3 separate regions of the Homo sapiens genome follow, and all the other regions are linked to region 1. Evidence: chromatin contacts called from ENCODE Hi-C or POLR2A ChIA-PET data. All regions are on one chromosome and are shown on one strand. The core of a region is the stretch at or near the end of the contact, and the rest is flanking DNA. Distances in the headings are between cores, read along the strand shown. Region 1 has its middle 34 kb from the start of GPCPD1. Region 2 overlaps SHLD1 (shieldin complex subunit 1). Region 3 overlaps SHLD1 (shieldin complex subunit 1).

Region 1 (4,155 bases), core at 1,172-3,671:
TGAGGTGGGAAAATCACTTGAAGACAGGAGTTCAAGACCAGACTGGCCAGTATAGTGAGACCCCCATCTCAACTTTTATTTATTTATTTATTTTTTTGAGAGGGAGTTTCACTCTGTCACCCAGGCTAGAGTGCAGTGGCATGATCTCAGCTCACTGCAACCTCCGCCTCCCGGTTTCAAGAGATTCTCCTGCCTCAGCCTCCTGAGCAGCTGGGATTACAGGTGCCTGCCACCGTGGCTGGCTAATTTTTGCATTTTAATAAAGACGAAGTTTCACCATGTTGACTAGCCTGGTCTCCAACCCCTGACCTCAAGTGATCTGTCTGCCTTAGCCTCCCAAAGTGCTGGGATTACAGGTGTGAACCACCGCGCATGGCTCCCATCTCTACTTTTTAATAAAAAGAGAATAATAATAATAAAGCTGAGAATCTTAATCATTGCGTGTCTTCTCTTTTTCTTTTCTTTTTTTTTGAGGTGGAGTCAGGCTGGAGTGCAATGGCAGGGTCTCGGCTCACTGCAACCTCCGCACTATCCTGCCTCCCAAGTAGCTGGGATTACAGGCATGTGCCACTACTCCCCGCTAGTTTTGGTATTTTTAGTAGAGATGGGGTTTCACCACATTGGCCAGGCTGGTCTCGGAATCCTGACTTCAGGTGATCCACTCGCCTTGGTCTCCCAAAATACTGGGATTACAGGCGTGAGCCGCCACACCCAGCCACATCTCTGCTCTTTCTGTGCTTTCTGTCATATAAGTACTGCACTTTAAGCAATTGCACTACTGGAGCTCCTCTGTTCTCTTTCTGAATGATTTTATCCAATCCCATGGCTTTAATGCCATCTTGATACCAGCATTATCAACATTTATATCTCCAGCCCTGATCTCTTCCTGGAACTTCAGACTGTTATAATTCACCTGCCTTCTTAATATTCCAACCAGGAAATTCATAGACAGCACAATGTATCGCCTTGGTTCCTCCCTTCCCAAACCTGTTCTCCCACAGTAGGCCTTACTTGTCTTGTAGGTAGCACCACCTCCTATTTAACCACACTAGTAGGAAATTTCATTATATCTGGATTCATTTTTTCTCCCCACTCTCTACATCCAATTCATCACAAGTCTTGTTCATTCTGTATCCAAAGCCATTTCAAACTTGTCCACCTCCATTACCACCCCACCTCCTTACCCTCTCCATTACCACCCCATCTCCTTGCCCTATCCAACCCATTCTCTACCCAGAAAATAGGTCTATCTTAAAAAATAAAAATCAGATCACTCACAGTCTATGCAACATCCTTCATTGGATTCCCACTACACTTAGAACTAAATATAAACTTAGGCCTGGCACAGTGGCTTACACCTGTAATCCCAGCACTCTGGGAGGCCAAGGCAGGCCAATCACCTGAGGTCAGGAGTTGGAGACCAGCCTGGCCAACATGGCGAAACCTGTCTCTACTAAAAATACAAAAATTAGCCAGGCATAGTGGCAGGCACCTGTAATCCCAGCTACTTGGGAGGCTGAGGCAGGAGAATCACTTGAACCCAGGAGGCAGAGGTTGGGGTGAGTTGAGATCGCGCCACTGCACTCCAGCCTGGATGACAGAGCAAGACTCCATCTCAAAATAAATAAATAAATAAAAATAAACTTGTAGTGTCCTCTAAACTGCTACAGGACCTGGCTTCTACCCATCCTCCCAAGTGCAAGCTCATTTCATGCCACTCTGTCTTTGGCACACAATGCCAGTCCTGTCCAGCCTAGAGGTCTTTGCTATACTGTTCCTTCATCCTAGAAGCTCTTCCCCTACTCTTCCCATGCTAGCTTTGTCTCTTCCTCTGGGCCTTAGCTTAATTATTGTCCACTAAAGCAGACTTTCTGACCATCCTATCTGAAGTAAGCTTCTTTGTTTCCTTTATTCTCTTTTTAGCTCCTTCTTCCCCTCAGTCCTCACAGTTATTCCCACAGTCATAATGCCAACCCAATTTTTCCACAAATGAGGAAACAGAAAGACTTTTTAGGAACTTGTTAGATTTTAGACAAATCAAACACCACATAAACAACAAACTGCTTCTCTCCTAACTGGGCATCCTGCTGGATATGACCAGTCATACCCAATTCCACCCATATCTAAAAATTGAAAGGCTAACTGAGCATGGGGGTACACACCTATAGTCCCAGCTACTTGGGAGGCTGAGGTGGGAGGATCACTTGAACCTGGGAAGTTGAGGCTGCAGTGAGCCAAGATTGTGCCACTGCACTCCAGCCTGTGTGACAGAGTGAGACTCTGTCTCAAAAAAACCCAACTAGTTTTTAAAAAGTAAATACTGATAAGGTGAATCGGCATCTCAAACCCAAAATGAGGATACTCTTGAGACCCCCTTCAGTGGAAAGTGTGTAATGACCCAGATCCTGTTTTGCTGCAATCTTGGCCCTACATGACACAGCGGCATTCAACCGAACACGTAAAGACGAGAATAACTTTCTCACGAGTCTCATTTCCTGTGTTTTATATTAGAGCTCATTGTTGTTCTCTTTTTATTCCTCCTCTAAGACCAAAGTCCCATGAGATGGACCTTGGTAGAGTGAAAAAGGGTTTGAACTCAACTCAAATGCTATATGAGTGCATGCATGAAACTCCAGAATGGGCTCCAGCACTTTCAAATTTTTTTTCATTGACACTATCCACATGTAGAAAACATACCCTGTAAAGTACAACTTCTCCCTTTTGTTTCTAAGGTGAAAACTTAGGTCATATGCACGGAGCTGACAACAGATCACCCAATAATTATGTGATTGAAGTTGTCACTTATTTGGGTAAAACCTACTCAGGAATTTGAATTCTCTTCTAACAACTTGAACAGCTTCTCTTCTGTTTTGTTAATAAATCACTAAGTATGGCATACAAATCACCAGCAAGTTTTCGGAGAATTAAACTTACTGAAGCTCCTGCTTTCCAGCATTTTTATTTTATTTTATTTTATTTTTTGAGACGAAGTCTCGCTCTGTCGCGCAGGCTGGAGTTCAGTGGCACAATCTCGGCTCACTGCAACCTCTGCCTCCCAGGTTCAAGCAAGTCTCCTGACTCAGCCTCCCTAGTAGCTGGGATTACAGGCACGTGCCACTATGCCCAGCTAATTTTTTTTTTTTTTTTTTTGAAACGGAGTTTCGCTCTTGTTGCCCAGGCTGGAGTGCAATGGCATGATCTCAGCTCACTGCAACCTCCACTTCTTGGGTTCAAGCGATTCTCCTGCTTAGCCTCCCGAGTAGCTGGGAGGCTGAGGCAGGAGAATCGCTTGAGCCCGGGATGAGGAGGTTGCAGTGAGCCGACATGGCGCCACTGCACTCCAGCCCCAGCCTGGGCAACAAGAGTGAAACTCCATCTCAAAAAAAAAAAAAAAGAAAAAGAAAAAGAAAGTGAGTCACTTGATACCACAAAGAATATAGGCTCCTTTGTGAGCTAAAATTTCTAGATCTATAACTCAACAAAGGTGATTTATGACTTTTATAAATGTTGGAGGCCGGGCACAGTGCCTGACACTTGTAATCCAGCAAGTTGGGAAGGCAAGGTGGGCAGATTGCTTGAGCCCAGAAGTTTGAGATCAGCCTGGGCAACATGATGAAACCCCATCTCTACAAAAATAGAAAAATTAGCCAGGTGTGGTGGCATGCACCTGTAGTCCCAGCTACTCAAGACGCAGAGGTGGGGGGATCACCTAAGCCCAGGAAGTCGAGCGAACCGTGATTATGCAACTGCACTCCAGACTGGGTGACAGACTGAGACCCTGTCTCAAAAAAATAATAAAGTTAAATTAAAAATTAAGTGCAGCTGGGTGCGACGGCACACACCTGTAATCCCAGCATGTCCAGAGGCTGATGTGGGTGGATCACAAGGTCAGGAGTTCAAGACCAGCCTGGCCAAGATGGTGAAACCCCATCTCTACTAAAAATACAAAAATTAGCTGGGCATGGTGGTGGGCACCTGTAGTCCCAGCCACTCGGGAGGCTGAGGCACGAGAATGGCGTGAACCCGGGAGGTGGAGCTTGTAGTGAGCAGAGATCATGCCACTGCACTCCAGCCTGGGCGACAGAGCGAGACTCCATCTCAAAAAAAAAGAAAAGTGAGTCACTAGATACCATAAAGGGCAAAATTCCCAGGCTC
Region 2 (4,155 bases), core at 744-3,243, 200 kb after region 1:
AATAGCGAGTGTGTGTGTGTGTGTGTGTGTGTGTGTGTGTGCACATGCATATGTATACATAAATATTTTTTTAATTGGAATACCATTTACATATAGTAAAGTACATAAATCTTATGTGTTACAGTTTGGTGAATTTTTATATATGTGGGTGTATACCCACATAACCACTACCTAGATCAAAATATAGAAAAACAGAAATTTGCATGAAAGATTTATTGTGTGCATGGGTGTTTTGGGGGCCCCATTAGGAGCTAAAGCTTCAAATGCATTTGAGGTTTTGCCACTTAGAGGTCAAAAAAATTTAGTCATCCAGAATGACCAGTATAATTAGGTTATTTTTCATTTCTTTTTCTTCTTCATAGCATCCTTCAAATTTGTATTCCTTTTTAGGTTTATGCATTTATATGTGAAATGAAATTTATGGAGAACCTTAGATAACAGAAAATTCTAAAATGTTAATAAGGCAGTAAATGTTATCAGTAATAACTCCATGACTCATAATTTCTGCCTCTGTTTATCTTATGATTGGCATAATTTATTGACTAAAAGTACATTTAACTGCTTTCTTGAAGCTTAAACAGCTTCTTTCTCATGATCTCTTCAAAGAGTGAATATCATGAAAGAGTAGAAATAATTATTTTCCCTTTTTTCCAAAAGAGTGTTTGGAATAGATATCTTTGTCTGTGGGCCAATGGCTGCACACTCAGTAGTGCAATGCAGAGGCTATTAGAGCAGCACGCATGAGCTGAGTTAGGAAGATAAAGTTACTTAAAAAGCAAATGGAAATAGTTGACTATGGAGAAAGAGAACATTGTCTACAAAACATTAATAGCCTTTACAATTTTTATAAAACCAACCTAGAACAACTTTGAAGTTGAATGATTTTGCATAACTGGCTTATTATGGAATGAAACTTTCAGAAACAAAATATAGAGTGGAGATGAACTGTATACTTTTAAGATGATCACGTGTGATTTGAGATCAGAGTCTAGCATTGGAATACTGTTTCAAGGATAGCTGGACTACCTTGGTGAATTAAATAGATGTGTCACTAAAGGAATAGAAAACCTTGAAATTGTATGTAGCTCCTTCCTCTACCTTCAGATAAAATTTCTGTACATCAGCCTAAGTGGTAAGAATATTGTCTATTTCAAGCACTTTTAGAAAATGAGCTTTGGATATAAGGGCAATCTGGGTATGACATTTATTATTTTGGTCGATCTGGCCAGTTAAGAGACTGATGTCTTAACTCCTTCACCATTGCCTGCACGTCCCTAAGTTGGTAATTATTTTCTTGGAACTTTGAAGGTCTTGTTTCATTGCCTTCTTGTTTACAGAACATTGTGATTAATAAATTTGAGGATTTGTGCTTTATCAGTTCTGAGAAATTCCCACCCATTAACTCGTTGTCTCATTGTGCATTGCCTTTCCTTCGTTCTCTCTGTTAGCTCTTTCTGAAATTCCAATTACATGCATGTTGGACCATCTCACTTTGACTTCCATATCTCTTATTTTTTTCTCTATCTCTCTCTCTATGCTAAATTGTAAGTAATATCTTCAACTCTGATTTCTATTTTCTAATTATCTTTCCACTGGACTCTAGTCTTGTTTTACCTATTTGCTGAGGTATAAATACCTATTACTATATTTTTTCTTTTTCTGTAATTTAACATTTTCTCATTGTGCTTTTTGTTTATTTTTCTCATTTACCTGTTCATTTTTTGTAGTCTCTTGTTCCTAACTCAAACTTTCAACTTCCCATTTTATTTCTTTAACATATTAAGCATATTTGCCTTATATCCTGATTGTGTTAACGCCAATATCTGAAGCCACCATGGGCCTTGTTTGCTGGCTCACTTTGCTTACTCCCACTCGGTAAAGGTAGATTTGTTTTTTCCCTGTGCATTTTGAGCTCATGTTCAATGGAACTCTGTGTGGACGGTTTCTTTTGGTGTTTGGTTGAAAGTACATCCCTCTAAGGTTTACGCTTGCTTTCACTAGACATATGAGGGCATGTCAGTCTGGAACCATATTAAAATAAATAGCTGGCTTAGAGGTTTTTAGACCACAAAAATAGTTTCAATTTGAGCACAAACACATGTGAGTTCTGGCTCATGATCAATTGTTTTTTTCTTTTTTTTTTTTCCTTTTATTTTCTTTTATCAGGTTAAATCTTGGGGCAGATATTTCTTTTTTTTCTCTCTCTCTCTACCCAGAGCCAAGGCCAAGACAAGTTTTTGTTTGTTTTGTTTTACTATAACCTTTTACAAGGCGTATTTTGTTCTCTAGTTCACTTTTTCTCTGGTGGCGTAACTTCAGGGCTCTCAGCTTTATGTGGTGATTTCTTGTTAAGCACCCCCACCTTGCCATGGCCCTAGGCTTTGTGTCCTGAACCCTGTGTGGACGTTGAAGCTGACATGCTAGGTCTAGACACCAGCTCAGGGTTTGCAGACCTCTCAGAACTTCTATTCTCATTTTGCTTTTGGTCTGTACAGGCTTTCCTTGCTTTGTTACCAGCTCAGTCAAACATTTTAAAAGATTTTTCAAAAATATTTTATCCAACAGTTTTAGATGTTTGGTAACAGGAAGGATTTTCAGAATATCTTGTCTACCATATTCTTTTGTCAAAAATAAGTAACTATTTCTGTGACCACACTAGAGGTATCCTCGCGAAGGTGGAAATTCAATTCCATGTATTCCTCACTTCTAGCCCTTAATAACTCATGTTAGAAAATTTCCCAACACAAATGCATCCCAAACCCATCTTTCTCTGTCACTTAGCCTCAGTTTTCACTTGTCTTCTGTCTATATTCCTTTTCTGCGTAAGTTGTATCACGCAAATTTTAGATTTTGTGGCTTTTTTCCAGTTTCTTTGAGTTTTCTGTGTTCTCCAATGTTATGTGCTTCAGGAGAGAAGGCTCAAAGCTTTGCTCTCCTTAAATTCAAGTGTAAATGGGAGGCATGGGTGTTGAGAGTGATCTCCTATAACTGATCTCATGGTGTTTCCTTCTTGTCTTGCCCGTTTAATTCAGCGCTGTGATTCTGACTCAGCCAGCAGTCATTCTGTGAACTCTAGATCTTCTCTGCCTATTTTCACAATTTTTTGTTTTATTTTTAATGCTGCCTGTTTCTCTTCTTCAGTGTATTTACTAACTCAAACTTTTCCTGAAGCTCTTTGCTTGATTAATAGCTGTCATCAACTTACAAAAACCACTGCCACCATCAGGCTCTCTGGAGGTTGAGTCATTTCAGTCCCACCCACATCCTGGTGCAGGTCCCCCTTAGAGGGATGTGTTTGGGGATGGCTGGAGGGCTCTACCAGCCTGGGCTTCTGTGTTTGACACTCCCACACACTGAGGCACCTGCTGTTTCTGCCCACACTAGGATCATGTTTACTTTGCAGAGGGTGCACCAGGGACCTCTGTATAATCATAGTCCTCCTGCTGTGAGATGGGTAATGTTCACTATGATTCATCCCTTCAACTCTAATGCCAGGATGGGGCAGTAGCTATTGGTAAGGCTGATGTTCCTTCCAGTTACAGTTACAAATAAATGCTTGTTTGTCTGGAGTTTCCTTTTGATATAATATCTATCACTGTGTAGTAGACATATATATATATATATATATATATATATATTTTTTTTTTTTTGAGACACAGTCTCACTCTGTCGCCTAGGCTGGAGTGTAGTAGTGCGATCTCGGTTCACTGCAACCTCCGCCTCCTGGGTTCAAATGATTCTTGTGCCTCAGCCTCCCGAGTAGCTGGGACTACAGGTGCACGCCACCATGCCTGGCTAATATTTTTTGTATTTTTAGTAGAGATGGGGTTTCACCACGTTGGCCAGGCTGGTCTCAAACTCCTGACCTCAGGTGATCCACCTGCCTCGGCCTCCCAAAATGGTGAGCTTACAGGCATGAGCCACCGTGCCCAGCCAGACATATATTAATAGAAGCATTCACTATTCACTTTGAAAAATCCCAGACGTTAAAGAACAAGTACCTTAATACTCTAACAACTCTGCTGTGGGTACTATTCTTGTTACTAAGGTACTAATTATAAAGTATCTTTTATTTATTGAGCACTTAGCATGTGCTGGGCTTCCTGCTAATAAATCATTTAATCCTTACAAGAGCCCTATGAGGTAGGAGCTGTT
Region 3 (4,155 bases), core at 843-3,342, 170 kb after region 1:
AAATATTATTTTAAAATTTCAACTCTATATTTTTTAAAAATTATTTTGTGATTTTATTGTAAATGTAGTTCCAAAAAGACACATTTTCCTTGAATGACATTTTTTTTATTTTAAGTAAAGATTGCCAGGACAGAGAGAACCAAGAGTCACTGAAGATTCCCCTTCAGAAATAGTAAAGTTCTACTGCGTATATTCGGGGTTTGCCAACAATGATTTGAAAAATAAAAGGTTGCTTTCTACTGAAATGCTGAATGAATAAATTTGGGTGCATGAGAGATTCACTGTCTGTGGGTAAACAAGGGGCAGTGTGAGTCTTAAAAAGGAAGATTGTTGAGGGCAATATCTACATTTCACAGATGAGGAAACTGAGCTTTGGAAAATGCAAGTGAAAATCTGAGGACCATAGCGAAATAGTGGCAGGACGAGAACTGGAAGTTGCTCTCCTGATTTGTTTCCAGTTCATATTTTTTCTGTGATTCTGCATTCTACTCAAGAACTAATATTATGATTAAAATGCCTGACAGTATAAAAGGACCAGTTTAAAAACTATCACAGATATTCCTATTTGTCATACATTATGTTTTCCTTTAAGACCCTGAGGATAGGCTGGGCGCAGTAGCTCACACCTGTAATCTCAGCACTTTGGGAGGCCGAGGCGGGTGGTTCACTTGAGCTCAGGAGTTCAAGACCAGCCTGGGCTACATGGCAACCCTGTCTCTACAAAAAATACCAATAAATAGCTGGGCGTGGTGGTGCCTGCCTGTAGCCCCAGTTATCTTGGGGGCTGAGGCAAGAGGATCACTTGAGCTCAGGTGATGGAGGCTACAGTGAGCCGAGATTGTGCCACTGCACTCCAGCCTGGGTGACAAAGTGAGACCCTATCTCAATAAATAAATAAAATGAAAATAAAACCTTGAGGATATTTATAATATTAGCTGCTTTCACGTCCTTGTTTGTTAATTCCATCATCTTTATCATTTCAAGATCTGTTTCTGTTGACTGATTTTTCTCCTGATTATAGGTAATATTTTCCTGCTTCTTCCCATGTCTAGTAATTATGAGATGCTGGACTTAGTGATATTACATTGTAGAGTGTCTGTATTTTGCTGCCTTTTTATAAAAAGTATCAAAGTTTGTTATGGCAGGCAGTTAAATTACTTGCTTATCAACTTGATCCTTTCAAGACTTGTTTTTAAGCTCACGGGATATTTTCTCTCTCTCTCTCTCTCTCTCTCTCTCTCTCTCTCTCTGTGTGTGTGTGTGTGTGTGTGTGTGTGTGTGTGTGTGTGTTGGGATTACAGGCGTGAGCCACTGCATCCAGCCTAAACTCACTAGGGAGATTTTTTGAATAGCCTGTACTCTGTAGCTAGTTTAGCTTGCTACCAAGGTTTAGCCTTTCTGGGTCTGTACTGAATATCCCAGGTATTCAACAGTCATCTCACTCTGGCTGTCAGAACATGCATGTCTCCCAGCCCTGTGTGAGTTCTGGAAGTTGTTCAGCTCACAGCTCCCCTGGCTGTGCCTGGCATTATGACTTAGTGTTCACTGTGAAATACTCAAAAGAATCCCTATGCTGATTTCTGGAGCTCTTTATCTGTTTAGCTCCCTCATCTCCAGGACTCAGCTTCAGAAATTCCAGGCACCTGAAACTGATCTCTGTCTCTTTGCTGAGGAAACTGCTGTGAGGCAGTGAGATTGCTGTGCTCTGTTTGGATTCCCCTTCCCTGCGCTGTGGTCTAGGAAGTGCCTCCAGCAGAACACTGGGGGCAATTGTAGGCACATCTTGCGTCCCTTCTCTCAGTGATCAAAGTCCTATACTAACTGTGACCAGGATCTGAAAGCAGTTGTTTTTTGTCCAGTTTTCTTTTCTTTTTCTCCTTTTTTTCTTTTTCTTTCTTTTTTTTATTTTTTTATTTTTTTTGAGACAGCCTTGCTCTGTTGGAGTGCAGTAGCACTATCTCGGCTCACTGCAACCTCTGCCTCCCAGGTTCAAGCGATTCTCCTGCCTCAGCCTCCCAAGTAGCTGGGATTACAGACACCTGCCACCACGCCTGGCTAAGTTTTGTATTTTTAGTAGAGATGGGGTTTCACCATGTTGGCCAGGCTGCTCTAGAACACCTGACCTTAAGTGATCCACCCGCCACAGCCTCCCAAAATACTGGGATTACAGGCGTGAGCCACTGCACCAGGCCATTTTGTCCAGTTTTATAGCCATTTATAGCAGAAGGGCAAATTTGGTATAGTTAACTCTGCCATTGCCAGAGGCTGTTCACTTAGATTTGTCTTGTAACATTTTTCTGTAGTAAGTAAAGGCAGGGATCCTGTACCCATTTTATAGGTTAAATAATGCAGAGTTGCCAAGAAATAAGAGGGTTGGAATCACATACTGGGTTGGTTGGTAGGTAGGTCATATGATCCAGGAACTCTTGGTCCTTGCAAGGAGATAGGAGGAAATGCTCAAATTTGTCTCCCCAAATGGGGGCCTGGGTTGAGGTTTATAAGCATATGGTAATGAGGCGTGAATGAGGTGACTGGATTGATCTTGGAATGAGGTGATTGATTGGATCTTACAATAAGGCGATGATGTTGGGGGTCATGATCTAACTGGAATCCACCATGGGGTGACTCCAGGGCTCAATCTGATTGGATCCTGGATCCTGCCATGCAGTGTCCACTTCTGTTTTGTTTTGTTTTGTTGAGATGGAGTCTTGCTCCATTGTCCAGGCTGGAGTGCAGTGGCATGATCTCAGCTCACTGCAACCTCTGCCTCCTGGGTTCAAGCAATTCTTGGGCCTCAGCCTCCCAAGTAGCTGGGACTACAGGTGTGCGCCATCACACCCAGCTGATTTTTGTGTTTTTAGTAGAAACAGGTTTCTCCATGTTGGCCAGGCTGGTCTTGAACCCCTGACCTCAAGTGATCTGCCCGCCTCAGCCTCCCAAAGTGCTGGGATTACAAGTGTGAGCCACCGTGCCCCGCCAGTGTCTACTTCTTAATTCAGTCCCACTCCTCGGTCTGAGCACTTAGGTTCCCCCTAGTGGAACTAAGCATGGTTGCATGCTTGGTTCATCTGGGCATGCTCAGGTTATGAGACCTGAGGGTCCGTGACAACTGAAAAACAACTCACAACTTTGTTACGTAAAAGTTGAACCAGATTGATCTGGTGTGACCACACTCTTACCCTTATCTGTTATTTCTCATTCCAAACTTTGCTTATTAACTGTAATGTTTGCCTTTGTAATTGCTTCACTTTCATCACATATAAGAAGTACTCAATGAATGCTTACTGATTTCATGCACTGTAGGAACAACACCGACTATTGTCATGTTGGCTGTTGTCATATTAAAACATCATGTAGGCCAGTCATGGTGGTTCACATCTGTAATCCCAGCACTTTGGGAGGCTGAGACAGGAGGATCCTTTGAGGTCAGGAGTTCGAGACCAGCCTGGGCAACACAGCAAGACCCTGTTTCTACAAAAAATAAAAAAATTAGCCAGGCATGGTGGAGTACACCTTTAGTCCTAGCTACTTGGGAGGTTGAGGCAGGAGGATGGCTTGAGCCCAGGAAGCCAGGGCTGCAGTGAGCCATGATGGTGCAACTGCACTCCAGCCTGAATGACAGCGTGAGACCCAGTCTCTTAAAAACAACAACAATAAAATCATCATGTAACTTGCTAAGACAGCCACACCTTTGTGTTGTGCCTAAAAAATTACTGAGTTCTGGTGGATACATAATGAGGACTTGACAGTGTTTTTTTTTTGTTTTTTGTTTTGTTTTTAGAAGGAGTCTTGCTCTGTCGCCCAGACAGGCTGGAGTGCAGTGCTGTGATCTCAGCTCACTGCAACCTCCATCTCCTGGGTTCAAGTGATTATCCCGCCTCAGCCTCCCCAGTAGCTGGGATTACAGGCGTGTGCCACCATGCCTGGCTGATTTTTCTATTTTTAGTAGAGACAAGGTTTCACCATGTTGGTTGTCCAGGCTTGTCTCCTGACCTCAGGTGATCCGCCCACCTCGGCCTCCCAAAGTGCTGGGATTATAGGCGTGAGCCACCATGCCCAGCCAGTCTTATTAAATGCTTCAAATATATGTCACATTCAGCTTCATGTCCCTGATGGTTCCCTGCACCATGCTACGCCAATAAACACTCAACGGAT

The links. Hi-C counts contacts between places; a loop is a spot of excess contacts on that map. ChIA-PET counts read pairs that join two places held with the same protein, here RNA polymerase II (POLR2A). Pooled maps may share reads with other maps.
Region 2: a loop to region 1 is called in a map with no recorded cell type, with 8 times the contacts of the local background. The contact joins two enhancer-like sites. A Hi-C loop is called at or near these places in 11 of 37 single-sample maps with no recorded cell type and 5 of 50 pooled maps. POLR2A ChIA-PET finds 5 or more read pairs at or near these places in 3 of 52 experiments (GM12878, OCI-LY7 and activated CD4-positive, alpha-beta T cell).
Region 3: a loop to region 1 is called in a pooled map, with 2.3 times the contacts of the local background. The contact joins two enhancer-like sites. A Hi-C loop is called at or near these places in 1 of 50 pooled maps. POLR2A ChIA-PET finds 5 or more read pairs at or near these places in 2 of 52 experiments (AG04450 and OCI-LY7).

The regions. Positions count from the first base shown.
Region 1 is chr20:5,643,155-5,647,309 of GRCh38, forward strand. No RefSeq gene overlaps it. Among named protein-coding and RNA genes, the nearest start is that of GPCPD1, 34 kb to the left of the region's middle. RefSeq lists an enhancer at 3,789-3,838. Within about 2 kb of position 2,422, at least 9 of the 41 ENCODE cell types and tissues checked have a DNase peak (open chromatin) inside an H3K27ac peak, as active enhancers do; they include OCI-LY7, where a contact is called at or near this core.
Region 2 is chr20:5,841,163-5,845,317 of GRCh38, forward strand. The region is part of intron 2 of SHLD1 (shieldin complex subunit 1); the gene reads left to right. Among named protein-coding and RNA genes, the nearest start is that of CHGB, 68 kb to the right of the region's middle. RefSeq lists an enhancer at 3,155-3,224. Within about 2 kb of position 1,994, at least 4 of the 41 ENCODE cell types and tissues checked have a DNase peak (open chromatin) inside an H3K27ac peak, as active enhancers do.
Region 3 is chr20:5,816,184-5,820,338 of GRCh38, forward strand. All of the region lies in intron 2 of SHLD1 (shieldin complex subunit 1), which reads left to right. Among named protein-coding and RNA genes, the nearest start is that of SHLD1, 68 kb to the left of the region's middle. Within about 2 kb of position 2,093, at least 2 of the 41 ENCODE cell types and tissues checked have a DNase peak (open chromatin) inside an H3K27ac peak, as active enhancers do; they include OCI-LY7, where a contact is called at or near this core.